2 separate regions of the Homo sapiens genome follow, and region 2 is linked to region 1. The links are chromatin contacts, found by Hi-C or POLR2A ChIA-PET in ENCODE. All regions are on one chromosome and are shown on one strand. Each heading gives the region's core, a stretch centred on a gene start or an enhancer-like site at or near the end of the contact. The rest is flanking DNA. Distances are from core to core; before and after follow the strand shown. Region 1 overlaps LINC01992 (long intergenic non-protein coding RNA 1992). Region 2 overlaps NLK (nemo like kinase).

What was found. Hi-C counts contacts between places; a loop is a spot of excess contacts on that map. ChIA-PET counts read pairs that join two places held with the same protein, here RNA polymerase II (POLR2A). Pooled maps may share reads with other maps.
Region 2: a map of OCI-LY7 shows a loop between it and region 1 (2.4-fold over the local background). The contact joins two enhancer-like sites. A Hi-C loop is called at or near these places in 1 of 168 maps with a recorded cell type or tissue (OCI-LY7) and 2 of 50 pooled maps. POLR2A ChIA-PET finds 5 or more read pairs at or near these places in 3 of 52 experiments (CD8-positive, alpha-beta memory T cell, Caco-2 and activated naive CD4-positive, alpha-beta T cell).

Annotation. Positions count from the first base shown.
Region 1 is chr17:27,970,166-27,976,841 of GRCh38, forward strand. All of the region lies in intron 2 of LINC01992 (long intergenic non-protein coding RNA 1992), which reads right to left. Among named protein-coding and RNA genes, the nearest start is that of LINC01992, 18 kb to the right of the region's middle. RefSeq lists enhancers at 4,938-5,232, 6,460-6,589. Within about 2 kb of position 5,251, at least 3 of the 41 ENCODE cell types and tissues checked have a DNase peak (open chromatin) inside an H3K27ac peak, as active enhancers do.
Region 2 is chr17:28,191,456-28,198,416 of GRCh38, forward strand. It overlaps NLK (nemo like kinase), which reads left to right. Exons shown (of 11, transcript NM_016231.5): 10 at 665-758; 11 at 3,127-4,926. The coding sequence ends at 3,181. Among named protein-coding and RNA genes, the nearest start is that of TMEM97, 120 kb to the right of the region's middle. RefSeq lists an enhancer at 1,795-2,004. Within about 2 kb of position 1,905, at least 3 of the 41 ENCODE cell types and tissues checked have a DNase peak (open chromatin) inside an H3K27ac peak, as active enhancers do.

The DNA.
Region 1 (6,676 bases), core at 4,001-6,500:
TGCTGTACTTAAAACCCCTCAGAAACCACTTGTGTTCACCAGGATAAAATTCTAACCCCAACCTTGGTACCCAAGGTCTTTCATGTTGGCTCCCAGGCCACCTCCCCCAGCCTCTTTTCTCACCACTCTCCCCTTCTCTTACCAAATACTAAACTACTACTAGTTCTCAGGACACGCCATGCTCTTTCATGCCTCTAGTCCTTGCACATACTATTTCCACATTCTGGAACAATTTTTCATCTTCTTTCTCCTGGCTAAGTCCTACGCATTCTCCAAGAATCAGCTAATGCATATCTTCCTCTAGAAAACTTTCTGAAGAGGCAAAAAGCCCCTCCTGCCTCCTTACTGTCCCCAAGCTCTTGCATAAAAACATGCTGTTCCTTCTGTCTTATTCTTATCCTTCTTAAATGTGGCAGGAGGTGAAGCAGACTCCTGAGCAATTCCTAACCCATAGCACCTGAGGGACTATCTCCCTAGCCTCCCTTTCCTCTTTCCTAACAGAACCCCAATGTCTTCGGATATCCACCCTCACCCAAATAGCCCCATGCCTCAGGGAAAGCTGACCTTGCCACACTGATTGGGCTGGGGGAAGGGGAATATATATCTCATTTTTCTTCACAATGATTGGCTCAAGAATGTCATGTGACCCAATTCTGGCCAATGAGTTATGACATTTCTTGTCTCTTAAGAGAGAGTCACTGGAGGAGACCAGGTGTGGTGAGTAGATCATGCCGGTAATCTCAGCACTTTGGGAGGCCGAGGCAGGAGAATTGCTTGAGCCTAGGAGTTCAAGACCAGCCTGGGCAACAAGGCAAAACACCATCACAACAAAATTAAAAAATTAGCCAGGTGTGGTGACACACACCTCTGGTCCCAACTACTCGGAAGACTGAGGTAGGAGGATCGCTTGAGCCCAGGAGGTTGAGGCTGCAATGAGCCAAGATCCACATCACTGCACTCCAGCCACCTGGGTGACACAGTGAGACCCTGTCTCAAAAAAAAAAAAAAAAAAAGAAGGCCGGGTGTGGTGGCTCATGCCTATGATCCCAGCGCTTTGGGAGGCTGAGGTCAGGAGTTTGAGACCAGACTGACCAACCTGGAGAAAGCCCATTTCTACTAAAAATACAAAATTAGCTGGGCGTGGTCGTGCATGTCTGTAGTCCCAGCTACTTGGGAGGCTGAGGCAGGAGAATTGCTTGAACCCAGGAGGCGGAGGTTGCAGTGAGCTGAGATCGTGCCATTGCACTCCAGCCTGGGCAGCAAGAGCAAAACTCCTTCTCAAAAAAAAAAAAAAAAAAAAAAAAAAGAGAGAGTCACTGCAGGAGATGGCCTGTCTTCTTCCTCTACATCAAGAATTCTTAGCCTTTTTTTGGTGGGGGGGTGGTGCCAGGATCCCTTTTGTGGTAAGATGAATTCCGTGAACTGCTTCTTAGAATAATATTTTAAAATATATAAAATAAATTACATGTAAACAATTATAATTTAACCACGTATTAAAATATTAAAACAATATATTTGTGGTGTAATAATATATGTGATACTTTATTAACACATTCAATATCAATATTTAATGGCAGGTCTAATAACTACTACAATTTCAAAGTGGGATTGAGTATAAATGATATTTTATGATATATTTGTAATTGTAATGTTATATGAAAATACATATGATTTCTTTTGGTGGCAAAGCCACAGTACACTACTACCACTATAGATGTTGCCTGCATCCATAATTGAAGAAAATGCCACATTTCAGTTAGAGGTTAGTGGTGTAATTCTTTCTCCCACTCAGGTTCGTGGCTCTCCGGGTTTGTCTGTGGAGCCCAGGTAAGAGCTCCCTGCTCTGGACTTTGTACTCTCTGGCTGTGATGGCTGGAACCACTGCAGCCATCTTGCCAGCAACTGGAGGGTGGACCACTATGGCGTTGGCATACCGGAAAGATGAAAAGAACCTGGGTCCTTGATACCATTGCTGGGCCTCTAAACCAACCAGCCCCAAAGCCTATTGACTTCAGTTATGGAAAATAATAAAATGACTTATTGTTTAAGCCCATTTGACCCAGGATTTCTATGGATTCAGCTAATTTACAGAGAAGGAAGAAGGTTTAACTTTATGTCAGAGTCAGTGTCAAAAGACAGAACAAATGGAGCACCTACACCGAGCTCACAATCCAAGTAGAAAGCCCCTTTCCTGACGGAAAGCAATTTAAACTGCCTCTGCTATATTCACAGTGCAGGAGAATACCGATTGCACAAAGACAACGTATGCTCTGAGCCCTGGAGTCAGTGAGACTTCTGGGAGCACCTGTACCTTACCATCATCTTGCAAGCGCATTGGATGGAGGTGAACCCTTGCACAAGGACAGATTGATGAAAACTCTTTCCTAACCACTGTACTTTGAGCACACCTGGAAGCAGTAACAAGCATTCTGAACATGAAAGCTTACACTCTATTGCCCACAGCATGGGGCAAGAACAATGTGGGATACATCCAAAAGCAGTGCTGCTCAAACTATAGTCCTCAGAAAGGAACATCAAACCTGATGATGCGTCTGAAACAGGCACCAGAAACATCAGGAACAGATTGCTGGGCCCTATCCTCAGAGGTTCTGATTCAGCAGGTTGGCAGCAAGCCCTAAAATGTGCATTTCCAAAAAAACTTAGTGTTATGATGAGGTTTTTGGTCCAAGGATCACACTTTAAGAAGCACTGTCCTAGAGGATCCACAGAGGCCCAGAATGACTCCCTCAGCCACATGGCTAATCATATCACTTAAGGAATAGGATCTGGCTTTACAAATTTATTAGGAGTCTGGTGCAGAGGCTGGTGCCTATAATCCCAGCTACTCAAGAGTTCGAGATGAGCCTGGGCAACATAGAGAGACCCTGCCCCCCAGCTCTTAAAAAACAAAGTTCATTAGGTATTAGTAGGCTGAAAAATTGATCTGGTTATCTAGTTCTCTTTGCCAAGTTTGTTTTGAGCCAGGCACAACTCTGCTTGACAGTGGAGTGCTGGAGCTAGCTGATACCAGCTCGAAAGAGCTAATTGTTAAATTTTCAGGAATTTTGCAAGCTGGTTATTATACACAGCCATCATTACAAATTAATTATATACACTTTTAACAAAATAAATTACATTAAAAACAAAGATACTTAGTACTCCTCACTTCCTAATTATTTTACTATATTTTATTATCATCTCTGCTCTTAAGGTTATTTACATCTACTGTATGTATGTGATGAAAAGATTATATGATGGTGTATCTCCTCTTCCCCACTCTACATTCGATGACTCACCACTGGTAGGTTGGAATCAGCCACGGTGGAATTTACACCATGGAAATTGTTGATTGTATTGATTTCAGATAATGATGGAGAAAATGTTAATACTGCAGATTAAACTTAAAATCATGTTGTGTCTGTAACTGTTACACTGTGACTAGTACCAAAAAATCAAGGCAATATTCTTCCAGCATTCAAATACTACCACCTGATTCAGCAAAGAAGTCACTATGTCATTGACTAACAAATGAAATTCTGATACACGTTTGTTGTTTTTCTTTCATTTGACTCCTTAATGGAAATGAAACTATCAACTGACATTCCTGTTGGAATTATCCTCATTTGTTAATGATGTGAGTTCTTCTTTGGCAAATTGGATAGCATTGATTCATAGTCTGATTTTGTCAAATCATGGTTGAATTGAAACCATAGTTATGGCTGGGGAAACAAGATTTCAACAAAGGTCAACAAAAGCACTGTGAGAATCAGTTGGCTGTGTGAAATTTACAATAAAGCATTGTATAGTTTACTCTTCTTTGTAATTTGGGTGCTTCACATCTGTATTAGTCAGATCAGACGGCCATAACGAAATATTATACCATGGATTGGGTAGCTTAAACAAGAAAAAGTTATTTTCTCACAATTCTGGAGACCAGAAGTCCAAGATCAAGGTTTCAGCCAATTTGGTTTGTGGTGAGGGTTCTCTTCCCAGCTGGTAGATGGGCCGCTTTCTCTTTTGTCCTCAAGTAGCCTTTCCTCAGTGTGCATACGCTTGCACATGGGCAGAGAGACCCAGCTCTCTGGAGTCTCTCCTTATAAGGACACTAATCCTTTCAGATTAGGGCCTCACCCTTATAACCTTATTTAACCTTAATTACTTCCTTAAAGTCCTCATCTCTGAATATAGCCACATCGGGGGATAGGGCTTCAACATAAGAATTGGTTGAGGGGGCAGCAGATACAAACATTCAGTCAATAGCAACATCCTTTCTCTCTGTAAAATATCTAAAAATTTATAATAAACAAATGATACAAAAGTTATAATAAACATTTTTTTCTGGAGAGCCAGTTTTAAAATATTAATGATCACCATCTTTTAGTCATCTTTATTTTCTGGACAGGGTAGGTCCTAGCTGATTATTAGGGGGAGGATTCCATTGCCCAGAGTGAGCAAAACTGGATGAGCAACTCCCTGGCAGAATTCTGTCTTACCAGGCTGATTTTGTTCGAATGTGCTGCCTGTAACAATAGTATCTTTCCCACGCTTGTAATTCGTCCTCCTGCGAGTAGCTTGGTGTACTTCCCTAGGCAGAGAGTTGTCCTGAAAGTGGCCAAACTTGCTGACCCAGGGCCACACCAACCCTCCCAATTGCTCACAGTCTGTCCCTCTTTCCTTACAAGTTTACCAGGGCACGAAAAGCAGGCAACTTCCTACTGAATCTCTCCACCAGAACAGGACTGGGGAAGGGACCTCCCTTTCTCATCAGAGGTCCAAGGCAGCAGTACAGCATGCTAATACCCAGAGGCAGGCAGTGCTACAGTTGGGCAGTCTGGTCAGTGGTGACAGTGCAGGCCACACAAGGCCTTGAGTTGGAGGAGCAGAGGGTCTTTCCAGAGCAGTGGAGATGATGTAGGACTGGACTTATTCACAAACTCGATGACTCTCAGATATGCTGGAGAGGAGAGATCAAGTCCTGCAGTTGCTCAGGTAGGGCTATCCAGCAGCAACTTTCTGATCTAACTATTTATGAGATCTCATTTGCACCTCATTTGTCAAGCTTCACCTTCATTCTGCAGATGAGAAAGCTCATTTTAGGAGAGGAGATGACTCAGCCAAAGAGGTCACATGGTGAATCAGGGTCCAGTGGTGTGGATGTGTCTGTTTCATTCAGCCTCTGCTCTGGGCAAGCTTTCTCCTTTAAATGAGCAGAGGAAGCATCAGCTCCGTGCATAGAAACATGCAGAGCCAGCTGGCATGTCTGCGAATCTGCATCTGTGCTTCTCCCAGACCTTTCAAAGGTTCTGGGGATGAGAGTGCAGGGTGAAGGCACTCCAGAAGGACTATGCTGGTAACTTGCCCAATGGCCCACTGTCATCGCCTTGACTCATCACCCACCTGTTTCATTTGTCTCTGTCTGGGAGCTTAACTAGAGTCCAAGTTCCTATAGGCAGGGAACATGATATGCATGGGCTCCTGAGCCAGAACTGTGTTCAAATATTGATGCTGCCACTTACTAGCTATGCCACTGGGCAAGTCCATTAAATGGAAAAGGAAAGATGCAAAAATTCGTTGAGGGCCAGGATGTGGTAGCTCACACCTGTAATCACAGTGCTTTGCGAGGCCAAGGATTGGCCTCCCAGATTGAATTCCAGATTGCTGAGGCCAGGAGTTCAAGACAAGTCCTGCAATATAGCAAGACCTGTCTCTACAAAGAATAAACAAAAAATTAGCTGTGCATGGTGGCACGTGCCTGTAATCTCAGCTGCTTGGGAGGCTGAGGCAGGAGGATCCCTTGAGCCCAAGAGTTTGAGGTTACAGTGAGCCATGACTGCACCACTGCACTCCAGCCTGGGTGACAGAGCAAGACCCTGTCTCTAAAAAAAAATTTTGTAACATAATGAATGCCTTTTATAAGTTAGGATTTGTTTTACTTGTAAATGACTGAAACCCAACTCAAACAGGATTAAGCAAAAAAAAAAAAAAAACAGTTTATCGTTTCAGCAATCAAATGATCCTGGAATAGACCTTATAGGCTTCTGGTGAGGCTTGAGACCTTGTAGACTTCCAGGGGGCTGAGCAATGTCCTCAGGACCCATTTTTGCTCTCTCCATCTCTAGCCTCCACTTTTTCGGTGTTGGCTCCATTGTGGGCTTTCTACTCAGGGTAGAAAGGTGGCTGCCTAATCTCCAGTTGTGTATACATGTGCTGCATATACCAACTGTCAAGCTCCCATCCACTGGTAAGGAAAACCAGTCTCTTCCCCCAAAACACTCACACAAATCCTAGGCTTCACTTTGGACCAATCTAGGTCATGAGTTGCACCCCTGAACCAACGGCTGTGGCTAGGGGAATCCAGAGCACTGGTCAGCCACGCTTGAGTCACTTGCTCACCCCCTGGAGTGAAAATGAAGCCTGGTCCAGAGCTCACAAACTACAAATGCGGTATGGAGAGGTTTCACAAAGAAAAAGAAAGAAACTATTACTGAAATAAGGTACAATGGATTCTGGGTAGCCAAAAAGACAACAAATGTCTGCCACACCTACTATCTACCATGCTCCTGGTACTTTTTTTTTTCATTAAACTCTTGCAATGGTATAACTTAACCTTTCAGAATCACAGTTTCCCCTTTTTAAAATGAAGATAATGATACCTAATAAGACTAGCTACTACTTA
Region 2 (6,961 bases), core at 655-3,154, 220 kb after region 1:
ATGACTCAAAATATGTTTAATATGTATTCACTCAGTGTCATTTCATTGATTCAAACGTATTGAACTTTATATAACATACAAAGTTCCATAAAGGATAAACATTCACTGAGGGAATTATTCCTTGGACGATGACAAGAGAAGGGAATTTCTGATAGTGTACTCATAAAATTTTGTGGCAGGATCTCCTATTGGAATACAGTGGGAGTAATGACATCCAAAATTCTGAGTGATTTTAGTGTCTACTGTAGGACATTTTACAAGAGAGAGAGTAGTCCCCAAAGTAACCACCTGAAACTATACACCTAGATACCAACTGAGGTCTTTAAGTGATCTTCAAAAAGGCAATAATTGCCAGCAACTTAGAAGAGTTCACCCATAATGCCAAACCTGTGGAGTCTCTCTCAAATTTATAGGCCATTTTACTCTTCCCACTGATGGGGTTGCAGTCTGTGTAATGCCACCAGTAGGTTTCTTATATTTAGCAACAGCTGTCATTTTAGTTTTAGGAAGTTCAGCTGAATTCTGCTTGATAGATGATGTGTGTGTTTGATTTAACTAAACCAGTAGGCAGTGCTTTTCAGATGCTGGCTAGAGTTCGCTGAGAATTCACTGCTCCCGGGCTTGCAAATTGTCATGGATTGTATGATGTTTGTTTTCTCCACAGAAATTATTCATCAGTTCATTTTGGAACAGCAGAAAGGAAACAGAGTGCCTCTCTGCATCAACCCTCAGTCTGCTGCTTTTAAGAGCTTTATTAGGTAACTATATGTATGTAATTCAACATTCTTGTTAGAATTAAAAGGATGCCAGTGTTACTTCATTATTCAGCATATTTGTTTTTATTTAGATAACATAGATAAAAGGTGCAACAGAAAGTTTCTGTTATGAGGTTTGGCTTTAGTCAAAAGTGTATTAAAACTGTAAGCATCTGGGCTGGGCGCGGTAGCTCATGCCTGTAATCCCAGCACTTTGGGAAGCCAAGGCAGACAGATCACCTGAGGTCTGGAGTTCAAGACCAGCCTGACTAACATGGAGAAACCTTGTTTCTTCTAAAAATACAAAATTAGCCAGGCATGGTGGTGCATGCCTGTAACCCCAGCTACTTGGGAGGCTGAGGCAGGAGAATCACTTGAACCCGGGAGGCAGAGGTTGCGGTGAGCCGAGATCGCACCATTGCACTCCAGCCTAGGCAACAAGAGCGAAACTCCATCTCAAAAAAAAAAACAAAAAACTGTAAGCATCACATTTTACACTGGTGCCAGTTCACTGCGGTTGCTTTGGCAATTTTTTCCCCGGATGACCATTGTGCTGCCTCATCACATATATGGCAGTCCTGCTGCAGCATTAGTATGGTGGCCACCTGTCCTGGAGTTAGACGTGGTCATCTCAGTTCCCACTACCATTCTCACTCCCTAGTAATAACTGCAAGCAAGAAAATAATTTTTTTGTGTGTAGGTGGACTGCTGGTGTAGCCTATTTAGAGGAGAAGTCAAAAGGCATATGGTAGAGCTATGAACCTACATTGGAAGTTACCAGGCTTCATTCTCCTTGTCTGTCTGTCCTTTCCTTCTCTTGATTTCTTTTTCCTTAACTCCTTATATATTGATCAGGGTCTAATCGGGAGAAATAAACCACTTCCCTAGAATACAAACGGGGAAAATTCAGTAATAAGAACTGTTAACTAGGAAAGATGATCAACTGCTAAAAGGCATAAAAGAGGATTCTGAAGGCTGCTGAAGTAGCAAATGCAGAAAGCAGCCACTCCCTGTAGACTGAGGGAGAGTAAACAAGAAAGGAATTAAGAATTTAGAAGAGGTTCCTCATGTAAGGACCTCTTTGGAGAGGGTATGGCTGCCACAGGAACTGGAACACACAGCACGAGGGTGGTGCAGAAGAGGAAGTGTGCCAGAAGGTGTGGCCAGAACTGGTCCATCAAAGACTGCCTGCCAGGAGAGTTCGGGTGGACCAAAGCTGAGCCTTCCACATGACCAAAAACAGGCACAACAAACCAAGGAAGGGAGACTGCTTCCTGATGCTACAGCCTTGCAAATGCCCTTCCAGCACCCTCTGTTGACAAAAGCTAACATTAAGCTAGGTGGCAAAGGGGAACCATGAACAGGGTCTGGCTCCAGTATCACAAAGCAGGACAAAGGGTGGATTCGGATATGAGTGGTCACACAGTCTCTATCTTCCCCGCTGCCTTTCTCCTCTCCTTTTTCTCTCTTCCTGCTGCCCTTTCCCTTTAATCATATTAAAGTTGGTTGGATTTGTTGGACCACAGTCAAGATTTTATGCTTAAAATTTGCAAAATCAGGTGACTTTCATTTCTTCCATGTATTTTTCTATTGGAAGAAGGAATTAAGTTGCACTTTTACTTATCTGTGGTTTTAAATTACTTTGTTTTACTATTTTCCCCTAAGAGTCAGTGACCCAGTCAGTTAGGCAGTTTAGCAGCTTAGGTGCAAATGATCCTGGGCCTTGGGGAAACAAGGGGTTACACTTTTCCCTCTCAAGTTTATAATCTAATTAGCAATCTTAGACATAGGAAAAAGCCAATAACAGATCTAGATCACCAATGCTAAATGATTACCTATACTTCTCCATTAATACTTGATAAAAGAATGCTTATAAGGCCCATTCAAAATAGGCCACTGTATTTTGAGAGGCTACTTTTAAATGGATGATTCTACATCCCTTAAGGTTATTTTCCTGATTGATTATTGAAATTATTACTTGTAATACCTACATTTACTTTACACTTTGAAGTAGGCACTGTGGAAAATACTTCACATCTATTATCATTTATTCATCCCAGTATCCTATGAGGTAAACAGCATTATTTCTTTCCAAATGAGAAGAGATTAAGGCACTTGCTCAGGGCCATACAACTAGTAAATGACATGTGGTTTTCAAGCCTACATATTAGCCACTATACCAGATTGCCTCTCCATAGATAACAGGTCCATAAACAAGCAACTTAGAATAAATTCAACTTCAAAGAAACAAATAAAAATCCAGAAGTGGAATTAATTTTTTCAGAGGAAGAGAGGAAAACAGGAAGTAGTGAATTACCCTTTTGTCCATTGTGACATTACAACTAATTTCTCCATCTCTGTTTTCTTCCAGTTCCACTGTTGCTCAGCCATCTGAGATGCCCCCATCTCCTCTGGTGTGGGAGTGATGGTGGAAGATAATGTACTACTGAAGATGTAATGTAGCTTTCCACTGGAGTCTGGGATTTGCAATTCTGGAGGTTAATCATGCTTGTACTGTAATTTTACTAATGAAGTTTTAAATTAACAACCACTACTTGTATGATATGAATAATATTTAGAAATGTTACTAGACTTTTAATCTTGTAAAGTGGTTGTGCTTTTAGAAGAAAAATATTTTACCCAGAGTTGCACATGTTTTATGAATTTAGTGCAGCTGTTATGGCTCACCTCAGAACAAAAGAGAATTGAACCAAATTTGGGAGTTTGGGGTTTTATGTTTTGTTTTTCTTTTCTAAAATGAAGTGAGATTGTTCACACACACACACACACACACACACACACACAAACACAAAGGACAGTCATACATTTTGATATTTGAGCCATTCCTAAAGATTTGGGGTTTTCTAAAACTAAAGAATCTAGGAACCTTGCCTGCGACCAATCATGGAGCCACGTGAGCTGATCGTGGCTGCACCTGGGGGGAGGGTAGGGAGGAGGGGCATGCCACCTAATGATCAAGCCCTATAATTAGCTTCTCATTAGAGCCGTGATGGTGATGTGTGCTGTCTAAAATCCAATGTTGTGGGTAGAGAGAATGAGTTTGTGACTAGGAGAGACTAAACTTTTGTTTTCCTTACCCAGTATAAATATATATATATATATTTAATCTATTTTTATTAGAAGTTTTTCTGCTCTTTCTTACATAAAAGAACCCCAAGCATGCATCTTTCATGTGTGTAAATAATTCATTTCTGGGCTAATTTCAAAAGAATCCCAATATTGCTGTATAGAAAGAGAACTAGCTTGCACATTTTAGGTCTGTGAAATTTTGTGAGACTTTTCCTGCACTGGACAGTAAAAAAATAATAAAAGACAAAAACAAATTTAAAAAAAAATTTAAGCCACAAAAAAAGGCACATAGGGAATTATGTCAAATGTGTTTGTGTCCTTAGGCAAAGCTGTGGGAGTCTTGAAATGTCACAGTAGTAAATAACTTATTACTTTTTGACAAGTTCTTTTTTTCTGTTGGAACACTGAATTCTTCTGTGCATATGTACATATGAATACAAATCGAAGGCCTCTACCTCCTGGAGTTATACAACTTGGCTTGTTTACCTCCACATGCTGATGATGACTATTTTTTTTTTTTGAGTTCAGTGTGGAGACTTGAAACTTGAATGTCCCTTCCAACTTTTATATTAAAAATAAAAAGACAAGAAAATTGAAGATCATTTTTCACCTGTACAAGGAATACTAATGGATCGTCTTAAAATTGGTCTAGGAAAAAACCTTGGTGTGTGTTATGGACAATTAACTGTTAAAGTTATTGTAAGTTATCTGTATTTAGCAGAGTATTTTCAACTTGAGTGATCTGAGCTGAATTTGAAGACTATTAATAAGTTATGTTTGGAAGTTTTAACTTCAATGAAGTAATTATTTGCTGTGAAAGAAACAAACATTGAATTACTAAACAAAGATGGTGCAATATCTTTGTTTTTTTTTTATGAGGCTCCTGAGAATCAACCCAACTGAAGCATTTCAATTCACTTGAATGAGAAACGTGTTTAGTATCAAAAGAGCCCAAGAAGACACTGGTGTGAAAGGTACAATCTCAGAGGTTGGTCAATTACCGTGGCACACTTTCTGGTCACTTTGTACAATGTAGATTTGAAGTACAGTGGTGAAAACATTAAATGTGACATTTGAAAAAGATGTGTCATCTGTTTTATTTCAGTTTCTTTCCTTTGTTTTCTCTTCAGTACAGCTCGTATCCTGACTTTGCAAAGTTTTGAGACACTTCCTATTTATATTTCCACTTTGATCTTTGAGGAAATTGGTTGTTTTTAAAAATCTTCTCAAAAACTTTAGATTGACAAAAACATATTGAAAATTTAGTTAAATCAATATCAAAGATGTGATTTAAATATACACAATAGAGAAGTCTTTTTAGACCTTGGAGTCTCTAATCCAGTGGTTTTCAAACTTTTTTTTCTTTGAAGCAATATCTTGGAGTCCAATATATTAAATACATAAAAGTAGATTGCTCTGTATGAAGCAGACTGGTAAAGGGACTTGACACCTCCCTCCTCTTCACTTCTGCCTCCTGCCTCTAGCAGCCCAAAGGTACTTTCAGCTAAGGAAGAAGTCCCAGCCCAGTGGTGGTGTAATCAAGGCCTGAAACCAGACTGCCTGACTTCAAAATACTTTCCCTGAGGCTAGATAAAGCAACATTACTCTTGAGTTTGTAGGTGGCGTGTACTTCTCCCTATCTTTTTTATTTAGCAAAATGAATGGATTTTTTTTCCTGACATTGAGGCAGTTGACTATTCTAACTCATGTAAATTAATATAAATACATTTATTATTCATTCAACAAAATTTTGAATACTTACTAAGTATAAGAATTACTTGTCAAGAAGCCATATTAATATCACCAATGCTTAGATAAGGAAACCAGTTTTATCACTTACAAGAGAGCATTTTGAGTTAACACATATCATTTTGAAACTAAATTCTGACCGGGCATGGTGGCTTACACCTGTAATCTCAGCACTTTGGGAGGCTGAGGTGGGCAGATCACTTGAGGTCATGAGTTCAAGACCAGCCTGGCCAACATGGTGAAACCCCATCTCTACTAAAAATATAAAAATTAGCCAGGCATGGTGGCGGGCGCCTATAATCCCACCTACTCAGGAGACTACGGCAGGAAAATCGTTTGAACCCAGGAGGTGGAGGTTGCAGTGAGCTGAGATCGTGCCAGTGCACTCCAGACTGGGCAACAGAGTGAGATTCTGTCTCAAAAAAAAAAAAAAAACAGAAACTAAATTCCTTTACAGATAAGTATTTGAGAAAATATATTGACCTGCTCTTACTGGAACCTACTTAGAAAACCAAGGAGATTTGTTCCTTGTTGCTTTATTTTTGGGAATTGCAAAACTGTGGAGTCAGTGTGGACAGGTAAGTTAGGGCTATAATCACCTACAATTTGTGTGCAGTTTAAGAACATGTGGAAGATGCAGATTATCTCTTACGATGACTCATAAGGCTTAGAATTTTTGTTTTTTTTTGTCTCTCTATGGTATGTTATTTAAAATATTACTTTATATTAAAATAAGAATAGAATGCAAAATTTGAATTTTGAAATTAAGACAACTTTTAAGATATTTTCAGAAAACAAATTGAGTTTACTGTTAACAGAGCCTCACCAAAGGCAGTTCTAAAGGGGACTGACTTTACTTCAAGAAGATGACATACTTCAAGAGGAAGAAAAAGAATAACTAAAAGCAGATCTCCAAGAATGGTGAACAAAGAAATCAGTGAACACATGGGGGAAACTAAGCAAACACAGATTGCATATAATAATAATGTCTGGTTGTGGGGATGATAAATTACAGCAGCAATCTTTAAACTGGGGTACAGACACCCCTAAGGATAAATGAAGACTCCAGGAGGTACATGGCACATATGTTTGTTTGGGTCTTTTTGAGACAGAGTCTTGCTCTGTCACCCAGACTGGAGTGCAGTGGCTTGATCATAGCTCACTGCAGGCTCAACCTCCGAGGCTCAAGTGAGCCTCCCACCTCAGCCTCCCAAAATGCTGGGATTACAGATGTGAGCCATTCACCCAGCCGAGCACGTATACTTTTAAGAGAGTCAACTTCACTAACTTTTTTTTTGAGGCAGGTCTCTGTCACCCAGACTGGAGTGTAGTGGCGCAATCTCGGCTCACCACAATCTCCGCCTCCC